2 separate regions of the Homo sapiens genome follow, and region 2 is linked to region 1. A link is an interaction called in ENCODE POLR2A ChIA-PET data of the cell type or tissue named here. Cell type or tissue: HepG2. All regions are shown on one strand. Each heading gives the region's core, and the rest is flanking DNA. Links, peaks and the distances in the headings are about the cores only. Region 1 overlaps CMPK1 (cytidine/uridine monophosphate kinase 1). Region 2 has its middle 39 kb from the start of FOXD2.

Evidence for each region. ChIA-PET counts read pairs that join two places held together with the same protein. Peaks named below come from ENCODE experiments on the same cell type or tissue, not always from the same donor. Only the 100,000 strongest peaks of a DNase experiment are listed, where the experiment ranks them.
Region 2: POLR2A ChIA-PET joins it to region 1 with 8 read pairs; 2 of 35 experiments call an interaction of 5 or more read pairs at or near these places.

What each region holds. Positions count from the first base shown.
Region 1 is chr1:47,335,560-47,344,615 of GRCh38, reverse strand. All of the region lies in intron 1 of CMPK1 (cytidine/uridine monophosphate kinase 1), which reads right to left. Among named protein-coding and RNA genes, the nearest start is that of CMPK1, 6.3 kb to the right of the region's middle. In HepG2, for the core only: a CTCF peak has its summit at 4,979 (motif pointing left); no DNase peak of the experiment used is centred there.
Region 2 is chr1:47,473,002-47,482,057 of GRCh38, reverse strand. No RefSeq gene overlaps it. Among named protein-coding and RNA genes, the nearest start is that of FOXD2, 39 kb to the right of the region's middle. In HepG2, for the core only: no CTCF peak of the experiment used is centred there; DNase peaks (open chromatin) are centred at 3,767 and 4,337; H3K27me3 peaks cover 6,518 bases.

The sequences.
Region 1 (9,056 bases), core at 693-8,692:
GAGGCAGGAGAATCGCTTGAACCCGGGAAGTGGAGGTTGCAGTGAGCCAAGACTGTGCTACTGCATTCCAGCCTGGGTGACAGAGTGAGACTCCATCTCAAAAAAAAAAAAAGAAAAAATAATAATAATTTACAGTTGAACTTTAATACCTGCAAAGTTCTTTCATATCTGTTTGCATTCAAGGGAGTGTTTTTTGAGTCAGCCTCACGTATGTCGGTTTACCCTCTCACACTTTACTCAGAATTGAATCCTTCAGTAACCCTATACAAGGATAACTGCTCTAAGCGTTTTTCCATCTCCCAACTGCTTCTTTCCCACTGTCCTTCAAAATTGAGCTCATACACATCACCTCCTCTGGGAAGCCCTCCCTGACTCATTAAATTGACATTTAGATGTCCCTTCCCTAAACGTCCCTAAATGGGATATTTGGTATATTTATATCATAGGATTTATCATTCTATCCTGTAGTCATCACCAATTAATTTCCTTGTTTCCTCACTACATTGTAAACTTTTGGCAGCAGGGTCTGTCGTCTTTTTTTTTTTTTTAAGACATGGTCTTGCTCTGTTGCACAGGCTGAAGCGCAGTGGCGTGATCATGTCTTATTGCAGCCTTGAATTCTCTTTCTCAGGTGATTCTCTCACCTCAGCCTCTCAAGTAACTGGGACCACAGGCACGCACCACCAGGCCCAGCTAATTTTTTGTAGAGATGGGCTTTTTTTTTTTTTTGAGACGGAGTCTCTCTCTGTCATCCAGGCTGGAGTGCAGTGGCGCGATCTCGGCTCACCGCAAGCTCCGCCTCCTGGGTTCACGCCATGCTCCTGCCTCAGCCTCCTGAGTAGCTGGACTACAGGCGCCCGCCACCATGCAGGGATGGGCTTTTGATGTTTCCCAGGCTGGTCTTGAACTCCTTGGCTCAAGTAATTCTTGCACCCTGGCTTCCCAAAGTGCTGGGATTACAGGCATGAGCCACTGCAACTGGCCAATCTGCGTCTTCTGACTCAACTCAACAACCAATATCACAGTGCCTGGCTCTCAAAAAATGTTTTCTGAATAAATGACAAGTACAGGGAAGTTTTGTGGGTTTTTTTGAGACTTTTTTTTTTTTGAGACGGAGTCTCACTCTGTTGCCCAGGCTGGAGTGCAATGGTGTGGTCTTGGCTCACTACGACGTCCTCCTCCCAGGTTCAAGCGATTCTCCTACCTCAGCCTCCGGAGTAGCTGGGATTACAGCCTCCTGATCCACCCGCCTTGGCTCCCAAAATGCTGGGATTACAGGTGTGAGCCACTGCGCCCGGCCAGGAAAATATTTTTTAAAAATACACAGAGGGCCGGGCATTGTGGCTCATGCCTGTAATCCCAGCACTTTGGGAGGCCAAGGCAGGTGGATCACTTGAGGTCTGGAGTTCAAGACCAGCCTGACCAACATGGTGAAACCTCATCTCTACTAAAAATACAAAAATTAACTGGGTGTGGTGGCATGTGCCTGTATTCTCAGCTACTCGGGAAGTGGAGGCACAAGAATTGCTTGAATCCGGGAGGCGGAGGTTGCAGTGAGCAGAGATCACGCCATTGCACTCTAGCCTGGGCGACAGAGCAAGATTCCGTTTCAAAAAAAAAAAAAAAATACAAATGGTTAATTATGCCATTTCACTTTAAAAAAAGAATTGCCGGGCGCAGTGGCTTATGCCTGTAATCCTAGCACTTTGGGAGGCTGAGGCGGGTGAATCACAAAGCCAGGAGTTTGAGACCAACCTGGCCAACATGGTGAAACCCCATCTCTACTAAAAATACAAAAATTAGCTGGGCATGGTGGCAAGTGCCTGTAATCCCAGCTACTTGGGAGGCTGAGGCAGGAGAATTTCTTGAACCCGGGAGGCAGAAGCTGCAGTGAGCTGAGATGGCACCATTGCACTCCAGGCTGGGCAACAGAGTGAGACCCTGTCTCAAAAAAAAAAAAAAAAAAGAAAAAAGAGAAAAAGGAAAAGATTCTCAAAAATCTCAGAAAATAGATTAACAAATTTGTAAAAATTAAAATAATCTTCCAAGATGATATTCATATACTTTTGATAGAAATATAATAATGTTTGTGATGGTTAATTTTTGGTGTCAACTTGACTGGATTAAGGGATACCCAGATAGCTGGTAAACATTATCATCTGTGAGGGTATTTCCGGAAGAGATTAGCATTTGAAGCAGTCGAGTGAGTACCAGCCTGGGCAACACAGTGAGACCTTGTCTTTACAAAAAATAATTAGCCAGGCCTGGCTAATTGGGAGGCCGAGGCGGGCAGATCACCTGAGGTCAAGAATTCAAGACCAGCCTGGCCAACATGGTGAAACCCTGTCTCTACTAAAAATACAAAAATTAGCCAGGTGTGGTGGCAGGCACCTGTAATCCCAGCTACTCGGGAGGCTGAGGCAAGAGAATTGCCTGAACCCAGGAGGCGGAGGTTGCAGTGAGCCGAGATCACCCCACTGCACTCTAGCCTGGGTGGCAGAGCAAGACTCCATCTCAAAAAAATAAAATAAAAAATAATTAGCCAGGCCTGGTGGTGTGAGCCTGTAGTCCCAGCTACTCTGAAGGATAAGGCAGGAGGATCGCTTGAGCCAAGTGGCTGCAGTGAGCAGTGATAGAGCCACTATACTCCAGCCTGGGGGACTGAGCAAGACCCTGTCCCCAAAAAATAAAAATTGGCCAGGATCAGTGGTTCACACCTGTAATCCCAGCACTTTGGGAGACTGAGGTGGGTGGATCATGAGGTCAGGAGAGCGAGACCATCCTGGCTAACACGGTGAAACTGTCTCTACTAAAAATACTAAAAAATTAGCTGGGCGTAATCCCAGCTACTCGGGAGGCTGAGACATGAGAATCGCTTGAACCTGGGAGGCAAAGGTTGCAGTGAGCCGAGATCACACCATTGCACTCCAACCTGGGCGACAGAGCAAGACTCTGTCCAAATAAATAAATAAATAATAAAAAATAAAAATAAAAATCTTAAAGTAGACTCTATTAGTCCATTCTCACACTGCTATAAAGAAATACCTAATGAAACACTGTCTCTGCTAAAAACACAAAAATTAGCCAGGCGTGGTAGCACACACCTGTAATCTCAGCTACTTGGGAGGCTGAGGCAGGAGAATCTCTTGAACCTGGAAGGCAGAGGCTGCAGTGAGACAAGAGAGTGCCAAGGTTCTCTAGCCTGGGGGTGACAGACTGAGTGAGTCTCTGTCTCAAAACAAACAAACAAACAAAAAAACACAAATGAATTAAATCTATAGGTAAAGAACTGAAAGGATATCTATGATACAGTCAGCAAAAAATACACTAATCTCACTTGAAGGTAAAAAATATAAATATTTGCATTTTTGTTCACAAGAACATTGAGAAAGAGATGGGAAAGCAGTTCATAACAAGCAGTTACTACTGGTGATCTCAGGATTAGAAAAGATGTAACATTTTCCCTATGGGCATGTGTTACTCTTATAACTTAAAATGGAAAGGCAAAAAATGAAAGTTTTCAAAATTAAGGGCAGTAAATAATCTGAAGATCTCCCCTCCTCCAAGTTCTTAACAAAAATCCCATGTCATAAGCACCCTTAATCAAACAGTGGTGCTTCTGAAGAGTCAAGTATCCTGTGGACCAGATAATGTAAACTTTCTTAAAAAAGAAAAAATTTGCCAGGCATGGTAGATCATACCTGTAATCCCAACACTTTGGGAGGCTGAGGCGGGCGGATCACCTGAGGTCAGGAGTCCGAGACCAGCCTGACCAACATGGAGAAACCCCGTCTCTACTAAAAATACAAAATTAGCCGGGCATGGTGGCGCATGCCTGTAATCCCAACTACTCAGGAGGCTGAGGCAGGAGAATCGCTTGAACCCAGGAGGCAGAGGTTGTGGTGAGCCAAGATCGTGCCACTGCACTCTAGCCTGGGCAACTCAAACTCTGCCTCGAAAAAAAAAAAATTATTATTCCACCAGAAGGAAAGAAGCATATTCTTAAACACTGGACCTTAATATCCAGTGGATTTTCCTATCTAGTTTCTTCTGAATGCTGCTCTGTTTGAGAATTTGTAATGAGGAGCTTGGAAATCTGCTCAGCAGATTTTCACAACCATATCATTGATTCATTCATTGAGAGTAAACAAAAGTGTTACATGAGAAATCTGAGGAAGACAGGCTGGGTACGCTGGCTTACGATGCAATCCCAGCACTTTGGAGACTGAGGTGGGAGGATCGTTTGAATCCAGGAGTTTGAGACTAGCCTGTGCAACATAGGGAGACCCCATTTCTCTTTTTTTTTTTTTTGAGACGGAGTCTTGCTCTGGGGAGACCCCATTTCTACAAAATAAAAAAAATTAGCTGGGCATGGTGGCATGCACCTGTAGACCTAGCAACTTGGGAGGCTGAGGTGGAAAGATCAGTTGAGCCTGGGAGGTGGAGGCTGCAGTGAGAATGAGCCACGATTGTGCCACTGCACTGCAGCCTGGGCAACAGAGGGAGAGCTCATCTCAAATAAATAAATAAATAAATAGGAAAGAAAGGGAAAGGGGAGGGGAGGGGAGGGGAGGGGAGGGAAGGGAAGGGGAGGGGAGGGAAGAGGGCAGCCGGATGCGGTGGCTCACGCTTGTAATTCCAGCACTTTGGGAGGCTGAGGCAGGCGGATCACCTGAAGTCAGGAGTTTGAGACCAGCCTGGCCATTATGGTGAAACCCCATCTCTACTAAAAATACAAAAATTAGCCACGCGTTGTGGTGGGTGCCTGTAATTGCAGCTACTCAGGAGGCTGAGGGAGGAGAATCGCTTGAACCCGGGAAGCGGAGGCTGCGGTGAGCCGAGATCATGCCACTGCACTCCCGTCTGGGCGACAGAGTAAGGCTCTGTCTTAAAAAAAAAAAAAAAAAAAAAAAAGGAAAGGAAGAAAGAAAAAGAAATCAGAGGAAGACATTCAAACACTTCTGGTCCTTAAAATGGGAGAGCCAACTGCCACTGGAGCGCCCTCTGGGGATCGAATTTTTAAAAATTTTACATCTTCAGGACAAACAATAAACTCTATGAATCCAACGTATTCAACTTATAATTCAATAAGTGCTTAATAAGCAGTTACTATGTGTCAGGCACAATGTTCAACACTGGGGACACAAAGATAAATGAAATCAAGTTTCTGATTTATATATGCTTAAAGTCAATTATCATCCAAAACTTTTTCTAAGTGCAGTAAGTAGGATGGCCAGGCAAAGTAAGAGTTACCCACACAGGCCCTGGAGGAAGTTGACACAGATGATAAAATGCTTCTTGGGTGAGGCCAGGCGCAAAGGCTCATGCCTGTAATCTCAGTACTTTAGGAAGCTGAGGCAGGTGGATCACCTGAGGTCAGAAGTTCGAGACCAGCCTGGCCAACATGGCATTCATGGTGGCATGTGTCTGTAGTCCCAGCTACTTGGGAGGCTGAGGCAGGAGAATCTCTTGAACCCAGGAGGCGGAGGTTGCAGTGAGCTGAGGTCACACCACTGTACTTCAGCCTGGGCAACAGAGTGAGACCCTCTCTCAAAAAAAAAAAAAAAAGTTTTCTGGGTGCTACAGAAAGCAATTTGGCATGGTTATAAGCTTTAGTCATAATTTGTTTATGTAAGCAAAATGTTCACAATCTTTAAAAGAGAGGTTTAAATATTTCTTCCAACTAATGCATGTAAAATGGTGGTTATTTTCAAATATAAATTTAGGTTACATTGACATAATTTCATTTGGGCCAAAACAACAAATATAAATAAAGCTTAATTTTAAAAATTCAAGAATGACACAGTATTCCCATCATGATTTTATAACTAAATTATTGCACAATAATTCCATTCTGGAAACTTAACTCTAAGTATCACACTGATTTAGAAAATAGCTCATTTTCAAAAACAAATTCAGTATTAGAGGATACAGATTTACAAACAATTAGAAAATAAAACAAATTCTCCAAGTCTGGGTATTTGGTAAAAAAAAAAGAAAAGAAGAAAAAGAAAGAACAGGAAGGAGGGAGGGAGGGAAGGAGAGAGGGAGGGAGGGAAGGAGAGAGGGAGGGAGGGAAGGAGAGAGGGAGGGAGGGAGGGAAGGAAGGAAGGAAGGAGAAAAGCAAACAAAACTGAAAAACATCAGTACAAATAAATGTGCAAAATCAATCCCAAAACCTCCCTCCAATCTTTCCTTCCCAGTACAGAACACTCTCAGAAGACACTGTATCAGATTTGCCTTTACCTTCTCTAGGTCTCCAGGAGCAATTTGCAGAGCAGAATTCACCTCCAGAGAAAAAATACCAGCTTCCCTCTAACAATACCCACTTCACTAATTTCAGTGCCTTAGAGAGCAAGATATCCCTAAGGGTTTTTGGTTTTCTCTTTTTCTTCTCTTCCTGTCAACTGAAGATTCTGTAGCTAGGACTCAAATATGTACTTCTGGCAGCCTGAGTTGGAAATCAACATACTAAAGTAACAATTTCAGGTGCCCTGTGAGCTGCATTAGCTTCAGCCAGATTAATTGGAGAATTTACCGTGGATTTATGTAATTTTTTTCCTACAGGAAAAAAACCTCCAAAACTTACATTATTTTGGAATTTAGTTTATAATTGCCTGTATAAAAAAATATTGAGTCAAAATAAAGAGATTCACAAAGGAAAAAAACAACATACCGCTGACTTCACTAACAATAGATATTCCAGGCCGGGCACAGTGGCTCACACCTGTAATCCCAGCACTTTGGGAGGCCAAGGTGGGTGGATCACGAGGTCAGGAGTTCGAGACCAGCCTGGCCAACATAGTGAAACCCCGTCTCTACTAAAAATACAAAAATTAGCCGGGCATGGTGGCGCGCACCTGTAGTCCAAGCTACTCGGGAGGCTGAGGCAGAGAATCGCTTGAATCCAGAAGATGGAGGCTGCAGCGAGCCAAGATTGCCCCACTGCACACCAGCCTGGCCGACAGCGTGACACTTCGTCTCAAAAAAAAAAAAAAAATAGATATTCCAGTGTCTGTCTAGCCAGCTAGGGAATAGCAATTGCTAAATTATAAACTATTTGGAATTAGTTGATTGACAGCTTAATAAAGTTTATGGCAACTAGACTCAAGAGAATACTTTTCATTAAAGAAGATAACAGTTTAAGGTCAAATAATTGTTGAAATCTTAATAATATAATACATTACAGAACATATCTCATCATGGAATCTTGTAACTGATAATTAACAAGTTTAAAATATTATTTGCCATTACTGAACAGAATAAAGAATAATTGCAGAATGTGTAGATTATTTCATTTATGTATTTATTTATTTATTTATTTTATTTTTTTGAGATGGAATCTCGCTATGTCACCCAGGCTGCACTGCAGTGGCGTGATCTTGGCTCACTGCAAGCTCCGCCTCCCCGGTTCATGCCATTCTCCTGCCTCAGCCTCCCAAGTAGCTGGGACTACAGGCGCCTGCCACCACGCCCGGCTAATTTTTGTATTTTTAGTAGAGATGGGGTTTCACCTTGTTAGCCAGGATGGTCTCAATCTCCTGACCTCGTGATCCACCCGCCTGGGCCTCCCAAACTGCTGGGATTACAGGCGTGAGCTACTGCGCCCAGCCCTGAATGTGTAGATTATTTTTTAACCAGTGTAGTAGTATGGGTATTATTAATTTAGGTACAGATATTTTAAAGGCATATTATGATTCAGAAACAGCATACTGTATTTAAATGCATTCAAATATAACACGCATAAAGTAATTTAAAAGAAAAATACTATTTTGCAATAAAAATAACCAGGCCAGGCATGGCGGCTCATGCCTGTAATGCCAACACTTTGAGAAGCCAAGGCAGTAAGATCCCTTGAGTCTGGGAGTTCGAGACCAGCCTGGGCAATATAGTGAGCCCTGGTTTCTACAAAAACCTGAAAAAAAGTTAGCAGAGAGTGGCAGTGCACACCTGTCATCCCAGCTACTTGGGAGACTGAGGTGAGAGGATGGCTTGAGCCCAGGAGGCAGAGGTTGGAGTGGGCCAAGATGGTACCACAGCACTCCAGCCTGGGTGACACAGAGAGACTCGATCTCAAAACAAACAACAACAACAAAACCCACCAATAAAAATAACCAATATAATAAGATCAGGAAGTTTAAAGTAGAGGTAATAAGATCAGAAGTTTAAAGTGGAGAAAAAAACTATCTGCATCTGTCTCTGTGTGCCAGATATTTTACCTCATTTAATATTCACAAATACCATACAAAACAGCCATTTCTATGTTTTCCCTTTTCACAGGGAACTAAAGGCAACAACATCTCTGGGCCTAGAGAAACAGTAAATGGCAGAGTCAGGGTTTGAACCTATATCTCTTTGACTCTAAAGTCTTTGCCCCTTCCCCCATCATGCTATTTAAGAAAGATCACATATACTAAACAAAAATTTGAAATCACTCCCACTTTTCACTTGCCATTTATTTATTTATTTATTTATTTCTGAGACGGAGTCTCGCTCTGTCGCCCAGGCTGGAGTGCAGCAGCCAGTCTCTTTACTTTTTAAAAGACAAGTGACAAGGCCAGGCACGGTGGCTCATGCCTATAATCCCAGCACTTTGGGAGGCTGAGGCGGGCAGATCACGAGGTCAAGAGTTCGAGATCAGCCTGGCCAACATGGTGAAACCCTGTCTCTACCAAAAATACAAAAATTAGCCAGGCGTGGTGGCGCACGCCTGTAATCCCAGCTATGCAGAGGCTGAGGCAGGAAAATCGCTTGAACCTGGGAGGCGGAGGTTGCAGTGTGCTGAGATCGCACCACCGCACTCCAGCCTGGTGACGGAGTGAGACTGTCACAAAAACAAAAACAAAAACAAAAAAACAACAAAAGAAAGAGAACCAACAAAAAAAAATTTTTTTAAGAGGATGTAAATGTTATGTATTTTTTTAGTTGGACTAGTTCCACTTTGACACCTAAAATGATTTTTTTTTTTTTTTTTTTTTTGAGACGGAGTTTCACTCTTTCGCCCAGGCTAGTGTGCAGTGGCGCGATATGGGCTCACCGCAACCTCCGCCTTCCGG
Region 2 (9,056 bases), core at 426-8,425, 140 kb before region 1:
TGAGCCTCCACCTGCCAGCTGGGGCAGTCCAGCATCCCATCCTTTGGAAGCCTCTCCCGCCTCTCCTCACTCCACATGGAGGCATCTGTCTATTATGTGCCAGGCCTTCAAGCGCATTATTACATTTCATCTTCACATTTCTACTTCAAAAGAAGTAGATACTATTATTATCCCTATTTTACAGAGTACAAAACTGAGGCTTAGAGAGGTGAAGTACTTACTCAGAACTATACAGCAGAAATAAACAGGGTAAGATCTATCTGACTACAAAACCAGTGTGCTTTGCCACTGCACTACCCACCCTCAATCCCTTCCCAGTCCTAGCACCAGGCCAGCATGCAGTAAGTCCCGTGGATGTTGGTAGGGTTCAGCTTCTTTGGATCAGTGGGGCCCTAAGAGTTCTTTTTTTTCTTCTTGCTCTGTCGCCCAGGCTGGAGTGCAGTGACTTGATCTCGGCTCACTGCAACATCCACCTCCTGGGTTCAAGCAATTCTCCTGCCTCAGGCTTCTAGTAGCTGGGATTACAGACATGCATCACCATACCCGGCTAATTTTTGTATTTTTAGTAGAGACGGGGTTTCACCATGTTAGTCAGGCTGGTCTTGAACTCCTGACCTCATGATCCACCTGCCTCAGCCTCGCAAAGTGCTGGGATTACAGGCATGAGCCACCGCGCCCCGCCCAAGAGTTCTATGAAAATACCCAAAGGACATGATGAAACAGAGAGGGAACCTGAGAACCCAGAGTTTCAGAACTCAAGCTCAAGAACAAACTTGCCGGTGAACACAAACATGAACACACATATGCATCCACACACACATCCTTCAATAAGAGAAGGGCCAGTCTTCATTGCTTTTCCATGTAAGATGTGTCTGAACAGAAGTTTCTGCTGCCAAAAACCATCTGAAGAGCAAACCATTGCTTCCAGAGTCTCTCCAGATGAAGGACCCCCTCTTATCTTCCCAATGAGCAGGACAGGGCAGCCTCCCCAGCTCCTCCCATTCCAGTCCCTGGGTGCCAGAGCAGGACTTCTTGCCGACCCAGCAGGTGGGGCTGGGCCTCGGTGGAGAAGCCCCGGAAGGATTTAGGAAGCATGGGGCAGCCTGTGGGTGGGATCATCCCAGGGAGAGAGAGGCTGGAGACAGGGAGGAGAGTATTTCCGCCAAAAATGCTTAACCTGAAACTAGTAATGAAGAAACACTCAAAAAGTCTAAATCAAGGGACATTTTGCTAAATAACCAATCTAGACTCTTCAAAAATGTCCATATCATGAAAGATGACCCCAAAAAGAGGCTGAGAAATTGTTTGAGATTAATGGCAGCTAAAGAGACATGACAACTAAAACAAAATGTTCTAGAGGACATTATTTACAAAATTGGGAAAACTTGGAAACAGGCCATGTATTATATAATAGTATATAGCATGAAAGTTAAAATTTTAGGGCAACAATTATATTGTGGTTATAGAGGAGAATGTCCTTTTTTAAAGAGATGCATGCTGAAATTTGAGGGGTGAGGTCTGTTACTCACAAATGAAGAGAGAGAGGTGAGGAGGAAGGAGGGATGCAGGGAAGGAAAGAAGAGAGAGAGGAAATATGTTAATGATTGGTGGATCTAGATGAAGTGCATAGGAGTATTTGTTGTATGATTCTTATTGTTCTGTTCTTCTGATTTGTTCAACATGAAAGGTAGGGGAGGGTTATTTAGCTAGATTGAGAAAATAGGAGATGGCATCCCAAAGTCAGAGGTAGGAATGACTATAGGGTGGATGGGGGAAACAGTGGAGCCAGCCTGCATTGAGAGAGAAGGATGGGGATGGGGAGTCTCCTGAAGCCAGATCACACAGTGCTTTCAAATCCAGGAGGAAGATCAGCTCTGGTCCCACGGAGCAAAGGGCAAAAGAGGATGGAGGGGAGGTCTTAGGGCAATGCATGGGGCAGCAGTGTGGGTGGGATGATCCCGAGACAGAGAGAGAGAAAGAGATAGAGTGAGACAGAGAGACAGAAGCAGACAGAGAGCAATGAATAGAGATAGAGGCAGAGAGAGAGACTTGAAGCAAGGAGAAGCTGAAAGAGAAGAGGCCCGGCCAAAAGCTCTGGGACAAGATCGGCCAAGATGAGTCTGAGCTCATGCATCAGCAAGTCCTGGCAACAGATGGAGAGGCCAAGAGGTGAGGGGTGGTGAAGGTTCACAGGCTTGGACACCAGCTCACCCTATCCTGGCATTTTTGTGGCACACGCGCACCCAGTTTGGGTGCAGCTGGCGAGGCAGGAAGAGGGACTTTGGGTGGCAGTCCAGCCAGGACCAATCCCTACACCATCATCACTGCCTTGGTTTTCTTTGCCCATGTAAGGGTGACCATAGCCAGGCCCACCTTATGGATTGGTTGTTGCGAGCACTGGCAAGCTAGAGTCTGTGAAGTGAATGATAAATAGAAGAAACTCAAAAAGTGAGTAATAAATAAAAGCTGTTACACCATAACCCCTACTAACTCTCACCCACGAAATGGGGATTCACACATCTGCTGCTCTAGGTGTGGACGCAGCCGTGAATGAAGCAGACAAAAAGCCCTGCCCTCCAGAGAAACAGACAGTAAACAAAACACACAATTAAAAGATACAGTGTGAGATGGCAGGAAGTGCTGAGGAGAAGGACAAGGCAGCGGGGGAGAGGGGGTACCCAGGTGATGGGACCAGGCAAGGCGGGTTCCATGCAAAAACTGCTGTCCAAGAAAGGTTCACTGAAAAGGTGACATTTTGGCAGAAACTTTTTTTTTTTTTTGAGACGGAGTCTTGCTTAGTTGCCCAGGCTGGAGTGCAGTGGCACGATCTCGGCTCACTGCAAGCTCCACCTCCCAGGTGCACGCCATTCTCCTGCCTCAGCCTCCCGAGTAGCTGGGACTACAGGCGCCTGCCACCACGTCCGGCTAATTTTTTTTGGTTTTTTTTTAGTAGAGATGGGGTTTCACCATGTTAGCCAGGATGGTCTCGATCTCCTGACCTCGTGATTCACCCGCCTCGGCCTCCCAAAGTGCTGGGATTACACGCGTGAGCCACCACGCCCGGCCAGAGAAACATTTTACTAAGAGGTAAGGGAGGGAATCTACCAGATCTGGGAAGACCGTTCCAGGCAGAGAGAACAGTTTCGTGCAAAGTTTTTCAGGTGGGAGGAAAAACCCTGAGGCCCAAAGGGAGAGAGGAGGAGCAAGAGGAGGGGAGGGGAGCTGGGGGGTCTAAGCCAGGCTAACCAACATGTTCACCCATCCCTCTGGCTCCAAAATTGACAACAGACTGAAGGGAAGTGGGGCAGAATTTAGGAAGTTAACTTAATAATCCAGGAGTCAGATCCAGGAGATGATGGTGTCTGGGACCTGGAGGGTAGCGGTGGAGGCTGAGAAGTGGTTGGATGATGAATAATTGTTTGAGGGTAGAATCAGCAGGGTTTCCTGCCTGGTTATTGAGGAGTCTAGAGAAATGTGTATGAAGGTCTCAGTGCACATGCCACGGGCATAGACCTGACCCTCAAGTAGAGGCTCCATAAGTGGGCTGTTAGGCCCCACGCAGGACCGCGTGGAAAGCAGCTGACAAGGAACAGCATTGCACCAAAAGCCTCTATAGTGCAGCCAAGCAAGAAAGGGGTATCCCCAGAGCCTGTGAGCCCCTCCCCTACCACTCCCTGCCCGAATAGGACCGCAGAGGCCACAGGTTACGGAGAGGGAGCTCACACCCCGGCAAAGATTGATGCCTTTTAAACAGACCCAGAGTGAGAAGGACAGAGAAAGTCAATATTTGTCCGAGCAAGCCAAACAGGCCGGCTCGCCCAGGAATGTGAGGGAGGGAGGGAGGCCCAGTGCCCAGAGAACATTATTTCAACAGACAGATATTTGGAAACCGTCGCTGTCCTGGGGATGGGGGAAGGGGGCAGTTCACCCAGCCCTCATTCCTGCCCAGGGATGGATGGGACCAGGCCTGGCAGCAAGGGGGTGAGAAGGGAGGGGACAAAGGGACAGTGGGGAGGGAAAAAGCAGATCAGGGCAGAGGAGCTGGAAACTGAGGGTCAGAAAGGGGAAGGGATTACCCAGGACATACAGGTGAAATCCTCCAATGGTTTTTCACATCTTTCAATTCAACTGCAAACATTGTAGCCTGCTCTAGGCGGCTTTCCACCATCCAGACCCTGCCTACCTGTCTTGTCTCACCTCCCTGCACCCCCAGCGAATCTGAGCATTTTATGGTACCAAAGCACACCCAGTGCTCAGCTTGCTTTTGCATACACCATTCCTCCACTGGACACACCTTTTTTTAACTCTGATTCATTCTTCAAAACCTAGTTCAAGGTTCACCTGCACCAGCAGTCTTCTTGTTTGAGGTTAAGAGCTGGAGGCTCAAATCCAAAGAGGGCGGGACTTGCCAGTTACTGGCTGTAGAACTTTAGGCAAGTTCCTTGACCTTTGTAAGTCTTAGTTTTCTCATCTGCAAGATGGTGTGGGAGGCCGAATAATGCTCCCCACCCTCAAGATGTCCACATCCTCATCCTCAGAGTCTGTGAATATGTTACCTTACATGGTGAAAGGGACTTTGCAGATGTGATTAAATGAAGGATCTCAGATGGAGAGATTATCATGGATTATCAGGGTGGGCCCAGTGTAATCACAAGGGTCCCTATAAGAGGGAGGCAGGAAGGTCACAGTGAGACCAGGAGATGTGATGATAGAAGCAGAGATTGGAGAGATGCAGGGGCCACAAGCCAAGGAATGCAGGTGGCCCCTAGAAGTTAAACAAGGTAAGAAAATAGATTATTCCTCAGAGTCTCTAGAAGCAACAGCCCAGCTAACACCTTGACCTTAGTCCAGTGAAACTTGTTTTGGACTTCTGAACTCCAAACTGTAAGATGATAAATTTAGGTTGTTTAAAGCCGCTAAGTTTACAGTAATTTGTTACAGCAATAGGAAACTAATTCAGCTAAGTACCACATTCATACCTACCGCCAAGGTTCTTGTAAGTAAGAACTAAATAACTTTATATATAAAGTTATAGTACATATATATACTATATCTATATAGTTTATATATATTTAAAAGTGACTGTATATATACATATATATATATATATATACACTTACAAGAACCCTGGAGGTAGGTATGAAGACCCCTTAGCATTGTACCTGATAGAGAGAAAGGGCTCAGGGGCTGTTGAGTATCCCTGTTGGTGCTACCACGTCTACATCCCGGCCTCTTCACAATCCCTTCCAACTTGGTCTTTAATGTCTGTGTGCATCTCTGCCTGCTTCTCCAGATAGTGAGCAATTTAAGGGCAGGCACACAGTGTTATATTAGTCTTGGTATCGTCAATACCAGGCACTTAGCAAATGCTCAAAAAATGTTGAATGAATAAGTGAATGAATGAATGAATGAATGCTGGCATTTGTCCATGCACAATGTGGCTTTAATCATACAAATTCGACAACCATGGGACCAAGCTTTAGAATCCAAACCCCAGAAGCGATCTCTGGAAATAGTTGGGTCCTGAAGGGCGGACAGGTGGATGGAGGATACCAATCACCCACCTAGGTTTGTCTCGGAATTTCCAAGTAGCTTCTCCTTGCGACACTGCAAGAAGCTGAGGTTTCTTTTTTCTGAGACAGGATCTGGCTCTGTCACACTAGCTGGAGTGCAGTGGCGCAATCTTGGCTCACTGCAACCTCTGCCTCCCAGGCTCAAGCCATCTTCTCACCCCAGCCTCCTGAGTAGCTGGGACCACAGGCGCACAACACCACGCCTGGCTAATTTTTGTATTTTTTGTAGCGACAGGGTTTCACCATGTTGCCCAGGCTGATCTCAAATTCCTGAGCTCAAGCAATCCACCCACCTTGGCCTCTCAAATTTCTGGGATTACGGGCGTGAGCCACAGCGCCTGACTCGAGAAGCTGAGGGTCGTACCCAGAGAGATGGTTGACAACCTCTGGACCCAGGTTCCCACAAGTGGCTGCTGCCTCCAGGTCAGAGGTAGTGCCTGGGAAGGCAGCACATGTGGTCAGCAGATTTGGGCATGCATCACAGTGATGAGGAAGTAGATGGTCAGCATCCAGTGGCCTTTACTATGTGCCAGATATGTGCCTTGTGTAGTGTAAAGTGCTTTACATCATTTTTTCATTTCATGCTCAAGTGTCTGTTATTCTTCCCATTTACCAGGGAAGAAACTGAAGCTTAGATAGGTTATGCAATTTGTCCAAAATCACACAGCTTGCAAATCCCCATGCTGCTTGCCTCAAGAGCCTGTTCTTATCACCACCACCCTCCACTGCCTGTCAAGCTGTCATGTCCTTAGATTTGTGTTGTACCTTCTATAGAAGCTGGATGGGACCTCAGGACAGACAGCTTGGTATATTTATTTTTGCCCCCTCTAAAGTCATTCAGCAAACATTTATCAAGCCTCGTCTGGGTCAGGATCTGCTCTGGGCATTGGATTCGGAGAGGTGACCCAAGCAGAGGGACAGGCCCTGAACAATTGCAGCGCAGTGCTACATCCTGAAATAGTGGGACATATGAGGCCATGGAAGACCAGAGGAAGGCATCGATATCTGTTGGGCTTCAGAAATAAAGCTCCCTCAGGAATAGCCAAACACATGGCAAGGGGTACCCTTTGAAAGAAGGAATTCCAAGCCAAGGGAACATCATATGCAAAGGCCCAGAGGAAAGAAAGTGGGACACTCAGGAAAGCACAGATCACTGAGGGTGGCTGAAAGGTAGAGGTCAGAGAGGAATGAAGCTGGAGCATGAGCAGGGCCATATGTAGACCACAGTACTGAGGATGCATTTGAGCCTGAGGGCAACAGGATGCTACAGAAAGGATTTAAGCAAGAGAAGGGCTTGGTCAAATTGTACAATCTTCTTAAAATAATAACACCAATATCTATCATGTATCCAGTTCTTGTTATGTCTCAGCTACTCTTCTAAGCAACCTACATGGATTAATTAACTTAATCATCACTACAGCATCATTGCTATCATATAACATCTTCAGTTTACAGACGAGAAAACTGCAGCACAGAGAGGTTGAGTAACTTGCCCAACATCACACAGCTAGTAAGTGACAGAAATGAGATTTTGAACCCAGATCATCTGGCTCTAGATCTGAGGTACTCACTCTGGCTGAACTCTTCTCCTGGGACGCAGGGTTTAGATGTGGCTGTGTGATACCAGAACCCAGCATAGGGCAAAGCAAAGAGGAATTGTCCAGGAATTCTGGGCGAGGCTGCCCAGCAAGTGGGCCTGGCTCAAGGAGATGGAATCTGCTCTTCAAGCTGCTCTGGGCCCAAGGCAGCTGGATGACTACTCACAGCCCTGCCTCCCTTGGACTTGAGTCTCCAGGACTGGCTGATGCTTCAGGAGCTCCCCTCTGCCCCAGAGCCCACCCTCCCACAGCGCTGCTGTGAGTTCTTGGGCATTGCCTTATCATCTTCCCAGATTTCTTTGGGGTTTTTCCCAGCTCTAATTTTCTGAAAGCCCTTCCGCTTTGCTGCAGATCCTATCTCCCTGTGTGTTTCCCATTAGCAAAGCGATTAGCACTCATCCATTTACATAAGCACAGAGGCCCCCCAGACCCAAGCGAGCCACGGCCTCTCCTTGGCTAGAAAGGAGTTCCCCTGGCATAATCTGCCCAAATACCTTCTCAGCAGCCACTTGTCTTCTCTAGGTGCCTCAGTTTCTTTATCTATAAAATGAGGATAATGATATCACATACTTCACAGGCTGTTGCGATGGATACCTGTATGATAAGCATAAGCAATGTGTATTCAATGTAGTACTATACATAGGGGTTATAACTATTATTGAAGTTATTACTGCCATCCGATCATCTTAGTTAAAGAAAGACAGGTAAACTGAACATCCAATTCTGTCATAACCATTCTCTTTTTTAAAGAAATTAATAACGCTTTTTTGACAAATAGAAGTACGTATATTTAGGGTTTATGACATGGTGTTTTGATGTACATTGTACATTGTAAAATGATTATCACAATCCAGCTAACTAACATATCTATCCCTCACATAGTTACCATGTTTTTGTTGTGTGTGCTGAGCACTTTAAGATCTACTCTCTTAGCAAACTTCAAGTAGCCAATACAGCATTATTAACTATAGTTATCATGTTGTACAATAAATCTCTTGAACTTATTCTTCCTATCAAACTGAAATGTTGTGCCCTTTGATCAACATCTCCCCAACATCCCCTCCCGCCCACCCTAGGCGCTGGTAACCACCATTCTACTCTCTGCTTCTATGAGTTCAACTTTTTTAGATTCTATGTATGAGTGAGATCATACAGTGTCTGCCTTTCTGTGCCTGGTTTATTTCATTTAGCATAATGTCCTCCAGGTTCATCCTCATTGTCAGAACGGCAAGATTTCCTTTTTAAAGGCTGAATAGTATTTTGTTGTATGTGCACGTTTGTGTGTACGCGTGTGTGTATACACATCTTCTTGATCCATTAATCTGTTCACAGACACTTGGATTATTTCCACATCTTGGCTATTGTGAACAATGCTGCCGTGAACATGGACGTGCAAAGGTTTCTTCAACCTTAGACCCAAAAGTTAGATTGCTGGGTCTGTCACAGACATTCTGAACAGCAAAAAGGAACAAACCCACATCAAGAATCATTAACTCCTGGCAGGCAGTGAGGGAGGAGCTTTCATGACATTTCATGATGCTCTGTCATCTAATTCTCTCAACTTCTCTATGAGGTAAGAATTGTCCCCATCTTACAGATGAGAAAACTGAAGCGTGGTGATGTGAGGTCAGCTGACCAAGGTCATCTACCTTGTAAGTGGCTTTGAACCCAGGTCTACTTGGCTGCACAAGCCTGGGCTCACTCTGCTGGACCATGCTCCCCGCACCCACCAGGCCACCTCTGAAATGAGGCAAAAGCCGTGTGCCCTTGTGGAGCTGCCACTGACCCCAGTCATAAGACTCAGAAGACAGACTGGCAGGAAGTATTCTTGTGCAAAATAACACAAATAAGAGCCAGCATTTCTTCTACTAATACTAGATGTCAG